Regions from separate parts of the Homo sapiens genome. Here regions 1, 3 and 4 are each linked to region 2. A link is a contact called in ENCODE Hi-C or POLR2A ChIA-PET data. All regions are on one chromosome and are shown on one strand. The core of a region is the stretch at or near the end of the contact, and the rest is flanking DNA. Distances in the headings are between cores, read along the strand shown. Region 1 overlaps LOC124907896 (a long non-coding RNA gene). Region 2 holds the start of ACVR2A (activin A receptor type 2A). Region 3 has its middle 60 kb from the start of KIF5C. Region 4 has its middle 30 kb from the start of EPC2.

Evidence for each region. Hi-C counts contacts between places; a loop is a spot of excess contacts on that map. ChIA-PET counts read pairs that join two places held with the same protein, here RNA polymerase II (POLR2A). Pooled maps may share reads with other maps.
Region 1: a loop to region 2 is called in a map of CD4-positive, alpha-beta T cell, with 2.1 times the contacts of the local background. The contact joins the enhancer-like site here to the promoter of ACVR2A in region 2. A Hi-C loop is called at or near these places in 3 of 168 maps with a recorded cell type or tissue (CD4-positive, alpha-beta T cell and naive thymus-derived CD4-positive, alpha-beta T cell) and 9 of 50 pooled maps. POLR2A ChIA-PET finds 5 or more read pairs at or near these places in 3 of 52 experiments (CD4-positive, alpha-beta T cell, Panc1 and activated naive CD4-positive, alpha-beta T cell).
Region 3: a loop to region 2 is called in a pooled map, with 5 times the contacts of the local background. The contact joins the enhancer-like site here to the promoter of ACVR2A in region 2. A Hi-C loop is called at or near these places in 4 of 50 pooled maps. POLR2A ChIA-PET finds 5 or more read pairs at or near these places in 2 of 52 experiments (RWPE1 and endothelial cell of umbilical vein).
Region 4: a pooled map shows a loop between it and region 2 (4-fold over the local background). The contact joins the enhancer-like site here to the promoter of ACVR2A in region 2. A Hi-C loop is called at or near these places in 2 of 37 single-sample maps with no recorded cell type and 7 of 50 pooled maps. POLR2A ChIA-PET finds 5 or more read pairs at or near these places in 1 of 52 experiments (T-cell).

Annotation. Positions count from the first base shown.
Region 1 is chr2:148,526,811-148,529,720 of GRCh38, forward strand. It overlaps LOC124907896 (a long non-coding RNA gene), which reads left to right. Exons shown (of 2, transcript XR_007087259.1): 2 at 1-2,613. Among named protein-coding and RNA genes, the nearest start is that of EPC2, 120 kb to the right of the region's middle. Within about 2 kb of position 1,626, at least 2 of the 41 ENCODE cell types and tissues checked have a DNase peak (open chromatin) inside an H3K27ac peak, as active enhancers do; they include CD4-positive, alpha-beta T cell, where a contact is called at or near this core.
Region 2 is chr2:147,843,392-147,846,316 of GRCh38, forward strand. ACVR2A (activin A receptor type 2A) reads left to right here and starts at 1,638. Exons shown (of 11, transcript NM_001616.5): 1 at 1,638-1,816. The coding sequence starts at 1,762. RefSeq lists an enhancer at 1-738 and silencers at 865-1,054, 1,135-1,244, 2,000-2,079.
Region 3 is chr2:148,813,585-148,816,284 of GRCh38, forward strand. No RefSeq gene overlaps it. Among named protein-coding and RNA genes, the nearest start is that of KIF5C, 60 kb to the right of the region's middle. Within about 2 kb of position 1,374, at least 8 of the 41 ENCODE cell types and tissues checked have a DNase peak (open chromatin) inside an H3K27ac peak, as active enhancers do.
Region 4 is chr2:148,613,172-148,615,871 of GRCh38, forward strand. No RefSeq gene overlaps it. Among named protein-coding and RNA genes, the nearest start is that of EPC2, 30 kb to the right of the region's middle. RefSeq lists enhancers at 640-1,245, 1,247-1,376. Within about 2 kb of position 1,325, at least 11 of the 41 ENCODE cell types and tissues checked have a DNase peak (open chromatin) inside an H3K27ac peak, as active enhancers do.

The DNA of each region.
Region 1 (2,910 bases), core at 376-2,875, 680 kb after region 2:
CTCAGGGTCAGCACTTGTGAGCGTAGAGAGGCAACAGGACATTGAGCAGAGGGGGAAGTGGCAGCACAGTCATCAGCCAGTTCCATGGGAAACTGGAACTGGGGTGGCCTTTCACATTGCCCCAAAGGGAGGCATAAGGGCTACGCTTTGTACCCCACCTCCCATGGAGAAGTCACTGGGTGTAGGATGCCCTGTTGGTGAGGCAGCTCCCTTCAGTCTGGGGCAGTTCCTGGGGAAGGGCTCAGCTGTGAGAGCTTCTGGGGGCAACATCCCATGCAGATAGAAGATGGTCTCCTCGGTCCTGAAGGGGAGCTGAGCAGGGCAGCACACCATCAGCTGCACACGAGAGCTGGGCCACACTTCCCAGGGGCCAAATAAACAGGGGAGCCCCAGCTCTGGGGAAGATGAAGGGCTGAGGGTCAGGAGGAGGTCGCAGAAGGCTGTTGCACGTGGAAACCATCCGGAAGTTAAGTGACCAGGGAAAATGCTGCTTGTGAGTGTGTGGAGACTGTAAAAGGATGGACTTCTGTAGCTGGTCTGAGGCCAGCAGGCCTGAGGAACTTAGCAAGGAGTCAGAGAGAAGCTGGTGACAAAAAAGTAGGAAATTGTAGGAAGGCTGTAGAATTAAGAGTTTGGGCCAAGTTAACCTAAACCATTTGTGTCATATTAGAGAAGGGTACTTTTCCCAGCACTCAGCTGGGTTTTGAGGATTTCGGACCTTAAAGAGCAGAATACATCTATTCCCAGGCCATGCCAGGGGCTGTTGAAAGAGGTCCTGAGAACTGTGCCAGGCCTGATTCAGGTAACAGGAAGAGATGTGGGAGAGGATAAGCCTCCGACCAAAACAGCTTCACTTCAGAGAGTTAAGGGAGTTTTATAGACTGAATCATGTCCTCCCCAGAGTCATACACTGAAGCCCTAATTCTAGCATGACCATCTGCAAGCCAAGGAGAGAGGCCTCAGGAGAAACCAACCCCGATGACACCTTGATCTTGGAATTCCAGCGTCCAGAACTGTTGTTTAAGCGCCTCCAGTCTGTGGGATTTTGCTATGGCAGCCTAAGCTAAGACAGGGAGACAGGCCACCCACCAGCTGAGAAGGTGGGTGCCAGAAGCAAAGCCAACCCGTGTGTCCTCACCTCGCTCTCCCTGCTCTTTCCTGATCCACAGTCTCTGACTCTGGAGGGGACTGCTCAGTGGCCAGCAGATGCCTGGCAGAGGCACATCTTCCCCACTACATGTGAACCCTGGACCTATGTAAAATGCCAGAAATCAGGAGCTCCCGGGTTACTTTGCACATCTGCAAGCACCAACTTCTGGTCCGGCTGCATGCACTTGACTCGGAGGGAAAGGAGCAGCTTCACACATGGGTCTCCTCGTCCCCCGCTGCTGGCCTGGCTATCGCCAATGTCACTGACCTGAATTCAGTTTTCAAAGGAAATGTGTTTCATGGTGATTCTTTTGGTTCCAGTTCAGAACTTGGATAAAAAATATGCTCCAATTTAAGAAAAATAGTCAATTCGCAAATCAAAACTGAAATCTAGAAAGGTGAAAGAGTTGACTCTCTGGGCCTCCTTATCTGAAAAATGAGGCAGTTGCACTAGATTTGTAGGTTTTCTTTAAAAGTTTTTTTTTTTAACCACAAGAAAACTTTCTTCAAAAGAAATGTTACCAGGAAGCAGAAACAAAAGAGGGGCATAAGGGTTGAGCTGCTTGATCAAAAGGGGAGAGAAAGGTTGAGTTCCAGAATCCTGCCCTCCAAGGCACGGCTTTGCAAAGCAGAGTCTAAAAGGCATTTTACTCTCATTGCCTACATGCTCCTCCAGCCTCCTGTCTGAGGATCCATGAAGAGTCAGTATTCCCACACACCCGGTTGTATACCCACCAGGCACCTCGGAACCAGTCACTGAGAACATGGGCCATGCAAAGAAGGGAGCACGTACAGGGCTCAGCAGGGGCGAGCAAGCCTGGGTCCAGGTGAGCTTCTTTAGCTCCTTCTCCCAGATTCTCCATCCAGGAGCCAACACTGACCACAGGGAGAGGGAGGGCTGGGTGGGGAGAGAGCCAGGGGAGGTGGGCCTACTGAAATTCCTCCACATAAAAACAAGAGGTGTGGCTCCAAAGTGGCACATCTTGTCACAAAGAAGGTGGAAGCAGCAGATGAGAATTCGCTCACCTCCCAAGGCCAAAACCACTTGGAATAAAGAAAATGTGGTACCTACACACCATGGAATATACTATGCAACCATAAAAAAGAATGAGATCATGTCCTTTGCAGGGACATGGATGAAGCTGGAAGCCATCAACCTCAGCAAAATAACACAGGAACAGAAAACCAAAGACTGCATGTTGCCACTCATAAGTAGGAGCTGAACAATGAGAACACATGGACACAGGGAGGGGAACAACACATACCGGGGCCTGTTAGGGGGGCGTGGCAAGGGGAGGGAGAGCATCAGGACAAATAGCTAATGCACACTAGCTTAATACCTAGGTGACCGATTGATAGATGCAGGAAACAACCGTGGCACACATTTACCTATGTAACAAACCTGCACATTCTGCACATGTATCCCAGAACTTAAAGTAAAATAAAATTTAAAAAAAAAAACCACTGGGAGACTCTCCCCAGGGCCACCTCTCCCGTGCACCTTCAGCCTCTCCTTCTCTACCAACCTCTTGCGACCATCAGGCAAATGTGTCTCTCCTCGTGAAAGATCAAACAAAACTCGATAAAAAGACCTTCAACCCCTTGTTCTCCTCCTTGCTGACAGCTTTTTGAAAGTGCCTGTAATTGTCTCCATCTCCTCATCTTGTATTCACTTTCTAAGTGTTCTTTTCTGCATGTGCATGTCTTGATTCCTTGCTCTTTTCTGGATTTGCATTGCCAATTCCCTGTCAATCACTTATT
Region 2 (2,925 bases), core at 388-2,887:
CTTCAATAGTCTCTAGTTTGTATTCTGCAACCAACTGAATACAGCAAATACTAAAAGCTACTTGAGGTAGGGATCCATCCTATTTTTACCTGTTGGATCCCATTCCGTGCCTAGCACACCAGCTTGTAAGCAATCGACATGGATTAAGGGGTAAAAACAGGCCCTTAAATAGCTAAAATTTTGACAAGTAATCACTTGTCTGATCATCAAATATGTCGTTCGAAATCCTCATTTTTTTCTTCAAAGCGCAGTAAACAAGTATTTGCGCACCTATTACGTGCAAAACAGTTTTCAACACAATGCTTTGTGTGTAAAAGGAACGGCGGGAATGGATTCAAGTTGCGCATCGTGATAAATGGCGTGAATATCCTGAGCGGGTGGACAGCCCTTCCTCCGTGAGTTTTTTCTTTTTCTTTTCTAGTCACCAAGACAGCACGCGTGTGCAGAAGCTGCAGCGGTGGGACGCAGTGCTAAGTCTGGGGGCGCACACACCAGCTCGCGCGTCGCGAGCTCGCCTGGGCAGCTCGGCGGGCGCGGCGAAACAGCTCCCACGTCCGCCTTCCACCGACTCCTCGGTATCAGAGCGGACGAGGCGTCCCCCCAGAGGAAAGACTGGGCGCCGCAGACGCCCCTTGGAGAAGTCCCTGGCCACTCGCCCCACCTCGGGGTCCTCTTCCTCTTGGGCTTCTCCTGACCCTTTGGGTGGGCGCTCCAGACAGGCCCGTCGGACGCGATTTGGAAACGGGTCGTGCCCGGCCTAGCCCGCATCTACTCGCCCGGCCACAGCCCAGCCACAGCTTAGGGACTTTGAGGCGCCCGCGCCCCTTTGTCGCGGTATCTCTAGCCCAAGCAGGCCGGACGCCGAGGCCTCGCGGTATCGAGCCTCCGTCCGCCCCGCCTCCTCGCCCTCCACTCCGCCCCGCCCTCGCTCTCTCACCCCTCCCCCGCTCCCGCCTCGCTTCCCCGACAATCTCCTCGCGCTCCCGGCCCGGCACGCGCGCTGCGCCCGGCCGCCGCTGCCGCCGCCGCCGCCGCCGCCGCTGCCGCCGAGCGTTCCTCCGCTGCGCCTGGCTTCCAGCTTCGGGCCGGAACCGGAAGTTTGGGGGGCGGAGCCCGGCGGAGGCCAGGAGACCGAAAACGCGGCCGAGCCCGGAGCCCGGAGCTGGAGCCAGAGCCTGGACCAGAACTTGGCCGCCGCCTGCACCGCCGCCGCCGCTGCCGCCCGCCGCCCCTTCCCCGCGCCGCAGCCGCCTCGCCGCCACCGCCGCGAGCTCGGCCGCCAGTGGTCCTCGGACTTTAGGTGTCTGGGTTGAAGGTCGGTCCGGACATCGGACCCAGTCAGTTCCCAGACTGTCCGGGCGGCAGCGGACGCCGCTGCCGCCGCCGCCTCTTCGTCGCCTCAGCCTGGCGTTTTGTTCCGAGAGACGGGAGAGGCGAGCGGAGCTGACAGTGATTTTGACAGTGATTTAAACCCGCTTTTGTTGTTGTTGGCTTTTCGTTGTTTGGTTTTGTGTGTTGTGCGTGTGTGTGGCGGTTTTTCCCCCGTGGTGCATTTTATTTTTTATCGTTGTGCTCTTTTTTTTCTTTTTTTTTTTTAACCCAGTGAGCGTTTTTTTTTTTTTTTTTTTTTTTTTTTGGTCTGGGCTTCCGAATATGTTTTATGACGGTTGATTTTACACCAGGAGGTTTGTCTCCGAGGAAGACCCAGGGAACTGGATATCTAGCGAGAACTTCCTCCGGATTCCCCGGCGCCTCGGGAAAATGGGAGCTGCTGCAAAGTTGGCGTTTGCCGTCTTTCTTATCTCCTGTTCTTCAGGTAGGTGCAGGGAGCGCGGCGCGGTGGGGCTGCTCCTGCGGCCGCGGCGGCCGCTGCTGGGGGCCGCGGCTGGTGTTGAGTCGGAGAGTCCAGTGGAGCCTGGGGAGGTTGCCCACTCCCTGCGCCCCTCGGCTGCCACCGCCCCCCCCCCCCGCCCCCAGGTCTGATTGTGATCTGGAAACCTCCATGCATTTTTCTCTTTTTGAGTTGGGTCGGCGAGCTGATAAGAGTGAGTGCTGTGTTGTTGTGGAAGTGAGAAAGTCATGTTTTGTGGCCATAACACTGGATGACAGCGCTGGTTGGGTTGCAATTAAGCCGCAAATACCACAAGTGACAATTTATGCAAAGGTTGAGATCTGAAAGGAGTATTTAGTGTGGGCTCCTCCAAAACAAGGGTTGCTTTTTGTCATCGTTTAATTAGTGCTTCACCGGTGAATATCACGACATAGATCAAGCCAGTTGCTGCTTAATTTTGGCTGTGGGAAACAATACATCCTATCAGCAATTTAATCTGGGTCTCCCCTCACGTTTTCTTCAACTTCAGCGTCCAGCAGTGTTAAAAATAGTTGTAGTTGTTGTTGGAGTATTAACTATAACCCAGTGCAGAAGAGGTATGCCGCTTGGTATTGGTAATGTGCTGGCGTTCAACCACCATTTGTGTGCTCTTTTGGGGCATAGATTTTGCTTACCTACGGAATACTTATTTTAAACGCTTTGTATTGAAGCATTGTTTTCGGTTTAGAACAACCCATGTGAAATTGTTTTTGTTAAATATAGTACACTCATAAAATAGGTTTTAGCTCAAGGTTGGGGGAATAAACGGGCCATTTTATATTGGAAATTTTGATTTTGTGAGGACGTTCTATGGTTGCAACCAGTGGTTGGAAAAACTATCTAGTCTTTTGTATTTGAAATTCTATAAATAAATACAGCATCTAGCTGAAAGGTGTGCAGATGTACATAACAGGAGAGTTAGTTCAATAGATGAAACATTTTAAATAAGTCTCATTGGATCTATTTATTGTAAAATTTAATATTCAGTTACAAGCTTGTGGCATAGAATTACGGGGGACTCTTGGAAACGGGGGCGAATTGACAGGTTTCATGGC
Region 3 (2,700 bases), core at 124-2,623, 970 kb after region 2:
CTAGGGGCTCTTGTGCTGGCCAGCACAGGTGTGTACAGGTGTTAACAAAGTGGTCAGGTCAATTGAGTAGGCGAGCTTGCAGAATCTTACTTCATTATCCCTGTAGATTAACCATGCCTTTTGTTTTCTGTAGAGAAGCAAAACCCTGGAGGGGGTGCCCCTGCCGGGATTAGTCAATTTCTAGATACAGTAAACAACTCACGAGGCAACCTGCCTTTCAAATGCAAACCGAGCAATTCAGAGCCCCAAACCCCAAACCCCAGCCACCTCCGCTATTGGGCTGTCATACTCCCCTAGCGGTACCAGACCACTAGGGGCAGCCCCCATGGCTGCGGAAATGATTCAGACTAGCCAACCTTGAGTCCGCCTACCTTGCCTCACCCGCTCATCCCCTGGAAACCACGGTAAAGACTGTTGCTCTCGTTTTCTCCTGGCCCCCTCTTCCTCCTGCCCAGCCTGGGGCTTCCTCCTGTGTCCCCTGGTGCGGTGGGCCATGTCTCCTGTTTCTAGAGAATCTGTGAGTATAATAAACTTCTTCCTTCAGCCAGGTGCAGTGGCTCACGTCTGTAATCCCAGCACTTTGGGAAGCCAAGGCAGGAGGATCACTTGAGCTCAGGAGTTCAAGACCAGTCTGGTGGTCTTGAACCTGGTTTCAACATGGTGAATCCCTTCTCTACTAAAAACACAAAAAAATTAGCCAGGCGTGGTGGCACAGGCCTGTAGTCCCAGCTACTGGGTGGGGTGGAGGTGGGAGGATCACCTGGGCCAGGAAACTGGAGGCTGCAGTGAGCTGAGATTGTGTCACTACACTCCAGCCTGGGTGACAAAGTGAGACCCTGTCTCAAAAACAAACAAACAAGCAAACAAAAACAACCAAAAAACCTTTCTTCATAATGAAATCGCCTTTGTAAAATTTGTGACAATGAGAGAAATCTGACAGAAATTATGGCAATGAGAAAAATCTGACCCAAATGACTCCGTCTTGCTTCTAATCTCACAAGCTAACTGCCTTTGCTCCTTCCTGGGTGTAGGCCAAGCTAAACAGGAGAGGAATTTAGTTTATAGTTTCACTTTAAAACAAAGATCATAACTGCCCCTTCCTGAAACTAACCCCCACCTTGCTCAGGGACCAAAATTGCCTTTGTAAAACCAATAAAAAATTAGCAACGAGGATAGAATGGGGTTTAGTAGTTGTGTGGCCAGAGGTCACAAGATTTGTAACCTCCCCCAAACGCTTCTATAGAGAACACCACTTTTGTAAAAACTAAAACTGGCATCTGAGGTACCTTTCAGACCTTGCATTCTGATAGACCAGCTGGCACCACCCGGACCAGTAACCCATACCATGGAACTGGCTCGACTGGTCTTATGACCCCCACCCCGGAATGGACTCAGCACAAGAAGATAGCTTCGACCCCCATGATTTCAGCCTCCAACCTACCAATCAGCACTCCCCATTCCTTGGCTGCCTGCCCACCAAATGATCCCTGAAAAACTCTAGCCTCCAAATTCTTGGGGAGATGGATTTAAGAGCTAACTCTCATTCTTCCACTTGGCTGGCCCTGTGATTATTAAACTGTTTATTTGCTGCAAAAAAACAAAAAAAAAAAAACCAAAAAAAAAAAACCGCTGCTATTCTCAGTGCATTGGCTTTGGCAATTACAATGAGTCATTTCGGTGTCTGTGTGTCTTACCAGACCTGATCAGAACAAATCCCTTAAAACACCTTGTTCTGGAGCTCATCTTCTCTTTCATCTACTGCCCCCCTCAACCCTGGCATTCGCCTTCATATCTCTTCTTTGCTCTGAGGATGAAGCTTCTATTTATTTCAGCTCCTGTTTCCTGAGCAGGGCTACCATGTACTGTTGTGCAGGTTGTACACAGCAGCCAGTTAGGGTTGATCTCCGGACTGATCCTGAGATCCTCCCTGTGGCCATCTCACCTAACTCTATCCCACCATGTAACCCTTCCAGACGCATTTGCAGACCCCATGCCTGTGAAACAGAGGGCAGGATCCTATTCAGGCAGCTGCTTTATCATTGCACTGGGTGGATCCTGCTTCCACAGGGAAGGCAGAAAAGATGTGCTCCTCTACCTCCTCAGCCTCTCTGCCTCCGGTGTTCTCACCTTCACCCCCTCCACCTCCACTCCCATCCCCATTTACACTAGGGAGGAAATGACTGCAATAGCTTAAAGCAGGGTCCTTCCCTGCCGCCCTCCTGCCTGTAATCCAGCAGGGCTCAAAATTTCCAAGATGATTTTCTGGAGTCCAGACTACGTCAATGGTTCTCAAACTTTAAATTGAATTAGAATCACCTGGAGGACTTGTTAAAATGCAGATTACTGCCCCCCCCACCCCCCCCACTGCACCCCACCAAGTTTCTGACTCAGAAAGTCTGAGACAAGCCCTGGGAATCTGCATTTTTACTACATCCCAGGTGATGCTGTTGTCTCAGAGACCATACTTTGAAAACCACTGCTCTAGATGCAGTGCTTCAGGCCTCAGCTGCTACTCGAGGTGCCCCTGAACCCTGTCTTCATTCCGGAAACAAGCCTCTCTGTTCTGCAACGCATGGTGCCTGAGCTTTCTGGGGAGAGATTCTGTTCTGAGGTGGATTATTTTGTTCCCCCTCAGCAGTTCTTACACATTGCTCAATGAAAGCTTGTTGGCCAGGAACAAATATCCAATATTGTTCTATA
Region 4 (2,700 bases), core at 75-2,574, 770 kb after region 2:
TACTACAACCTCCACCTCCTGGGTTCAAGCAATTCTCCTGCTTCAGTCTCCTGAGTAGCTTGGATTACAGGCACCCACCACCAAGCTCGGCTAATTTTTGTATTTTTAGAAGACATGGGGTTTCACCAAGTTGGCCAGGTGACCAACTCCTGACCTCAGGTGATCCGCACACCTCGGCCTCCCAAAGTGCTGGGACTACAGGCTTGCGCCACTGCACCTGGCCAAAAGGATATTTTAACTACATACTCACACATTTACATTAGACACGTCAACCATGGTGCCTACCATTATTAATAGGAACTGCCTCATTCATTGCCTCTAGGTAGGAGACTGCCCAAGACTGCCATGGGCTGAGCATGGTGGCTCATACCTGTAATCCCGGCACATTCAGAGGCCAAGGCAAGAGGATCTCTTGAGGCCAGGAGTTCAAGACCAGCCTGGGCAACATAGTGAGACCCTGTCTCTACTGAAAATTTTTTTTAAACATTAGCCATGTGTAGTGGTGTACACCTGTTATCCCAGCTACTGGAGAGGTTTAAGAGGGCGTATCACTTGAGCCCAGGAGTTGGAGCTTACAGTGAGCTATGAGCTTGCCACTGCACTCCAGCCTGAGCTACAGAAAGAGACTGGTTGTTAAAAAAAAAAAAAAAAAATAGAGACTGTCATGCTTTGAACCACATGACTTTATTCCTAGTTTACAACTGGCTGTACCCAAGGTCAATCAATCCTCAGGATGGCCAGCAGTATAGAAAAAGATAAACAGGACCATCAAATTCTCTCCCAGAAAAAGGATGAGAAGATACTTGGTGCTATGGTTGGAGATTGTTTGTTTGGTTCTGCCTAGTCCCATGGTGAAATTTGATCCCCAATGTTAGAGGTGGAGCCTGATGGGAAGTGTTTGGGTCATGGGGGCTGAACCCTCATGAATGGCTTGGTAATGAATACATTCTTGCTCTGTTGATTCCTGCCAGCACTGATTGTTAAAAGGAGCCTGGTGCCTTCCTCCCTCTCTCTTGTTCCCTCTCTCTTGACACATGACACACTGGCTCCCCTTTGCCTTCTGCCATGAAACAGTCTGAAGCCCTCACCAGAAGCAGATGCTGGTACTGTGCTTCTTGTGCAGTCTGCAGAACCATGAGCCAAATAAACCTCCGCTTTTTATAAATGACCCAGTCTCAGGTATTCCTTTATAGCAATGCAAATGGATTAAGATACTTGGTGAATGAGGCAGGGAGAAGCAAGCTCTGGGGCTGAAAGGGTATATTGAGAGAAATTGTGACACACAGTGGATCAACACGTGGCCAGAGAAGCTAAAGGGAAACAGAAACTCTGAGTAAGATGAGGAAGCAAAAACTATGAGAAAGCAAAAATAATGAGGTGGAAGCTCAGGCCCACCAAGCGTAGCTGGTTGTCACATGGATGGCAGCCTACATGTGCGGAGTTGGACAAATTCCTCTTCTCCCTTTTACCTGACTCTACTCCAGTTCCTGTTCTTCCTGTGGCTAGGATATGTGGCTTTTCCTGGGTTCCTAAATGTTTTAAATCACCAGCAGCAGGAGTAGGATAAGCACTGCTCTCAGCACACATTTTTTGAGATAACTTGAATGTGTCTCTGTCACTGAAACTATTTATAGTGTTGTTTTGAATGATGTAATTGTAGCAGGATTATAGCTTAAACACACACACAGACACACACTCCTTTTTTTGTGCCTGCTTCCTGCATGTGAGGGAAGTGAAGTGGTTGTTATGCTTATTCATTTACACATAACTTCTGGAATTCCACTCATACCCCCCAAATACAGGCCATGACTCAAAAGTGCCCCGGGCACATTCTTGCTTACTTTTCTCGCTAGCAAGTGAACAGGTGAACAGACTTATTTTGTGGGTCTGCAACAGCTTCAAGGGATTTGGAGTTCATTGATCCCAAATAACAAGAATACTTTGCAGTAACTGTCCTCCTAAGTTGATTTTATTCTGATGAACTCTTATCAGTGAGTGGTTTTTCCCTAAAAATAGTTTCTAAAAGGGCTTACACAGTGGCTACCTCCCTAGCAAGAAACAGAATGTATAAATGGAACATGCATCTAATTGTCAGACCCCATCCTCAGTTCTTTTGTGTAATATGAAAAAGAAATGTTTTAAAGCAGTCAAGATATTTAGCTCTAAAAATTAGCCAGTAAGAAGCTACTTGGATAAAGTTAAGTACGTTTTTTTTTTCTTTTTACAAACCTCCCTTTGAAATAAACCAGACAGAGGTTCCTTTCACTTCCATGGGAGTTTTCAGCAAAAGGAGAATGGAAGACTTCATAAGCTCTAAACAGCCTTGGAGGCCATTCATAGACTTCCTAGCATTCTCTGCCATTTCCCAGTGCTAACGGCCCTGAATGTAGCTTCTCACTATCGTTATTGTCCCTCTTGGGCACTAGCCTGGCAGCTGAGCTCTCTGAAGCTTATAGCCTTTGGAGTATGGGAAGAAGTTACCAACAGACACAGTCACAGGCTGCACAGAGAAGAGATGAGCCAGGAACTGGGGCAGTGGGAAGATGAAGAACATAGGGCTATTTTCACACCCTCCTGAATCCCATTTCCTGTTTCCTGCGCCTGCTGCTCCTATAGCAAGTCTGCAAAAAACCCCTGGGGTGAGGACACTCAGAAACCATCCAGACATGCACAGATTTCTCTGCCTCTGCCTCCAGAAAC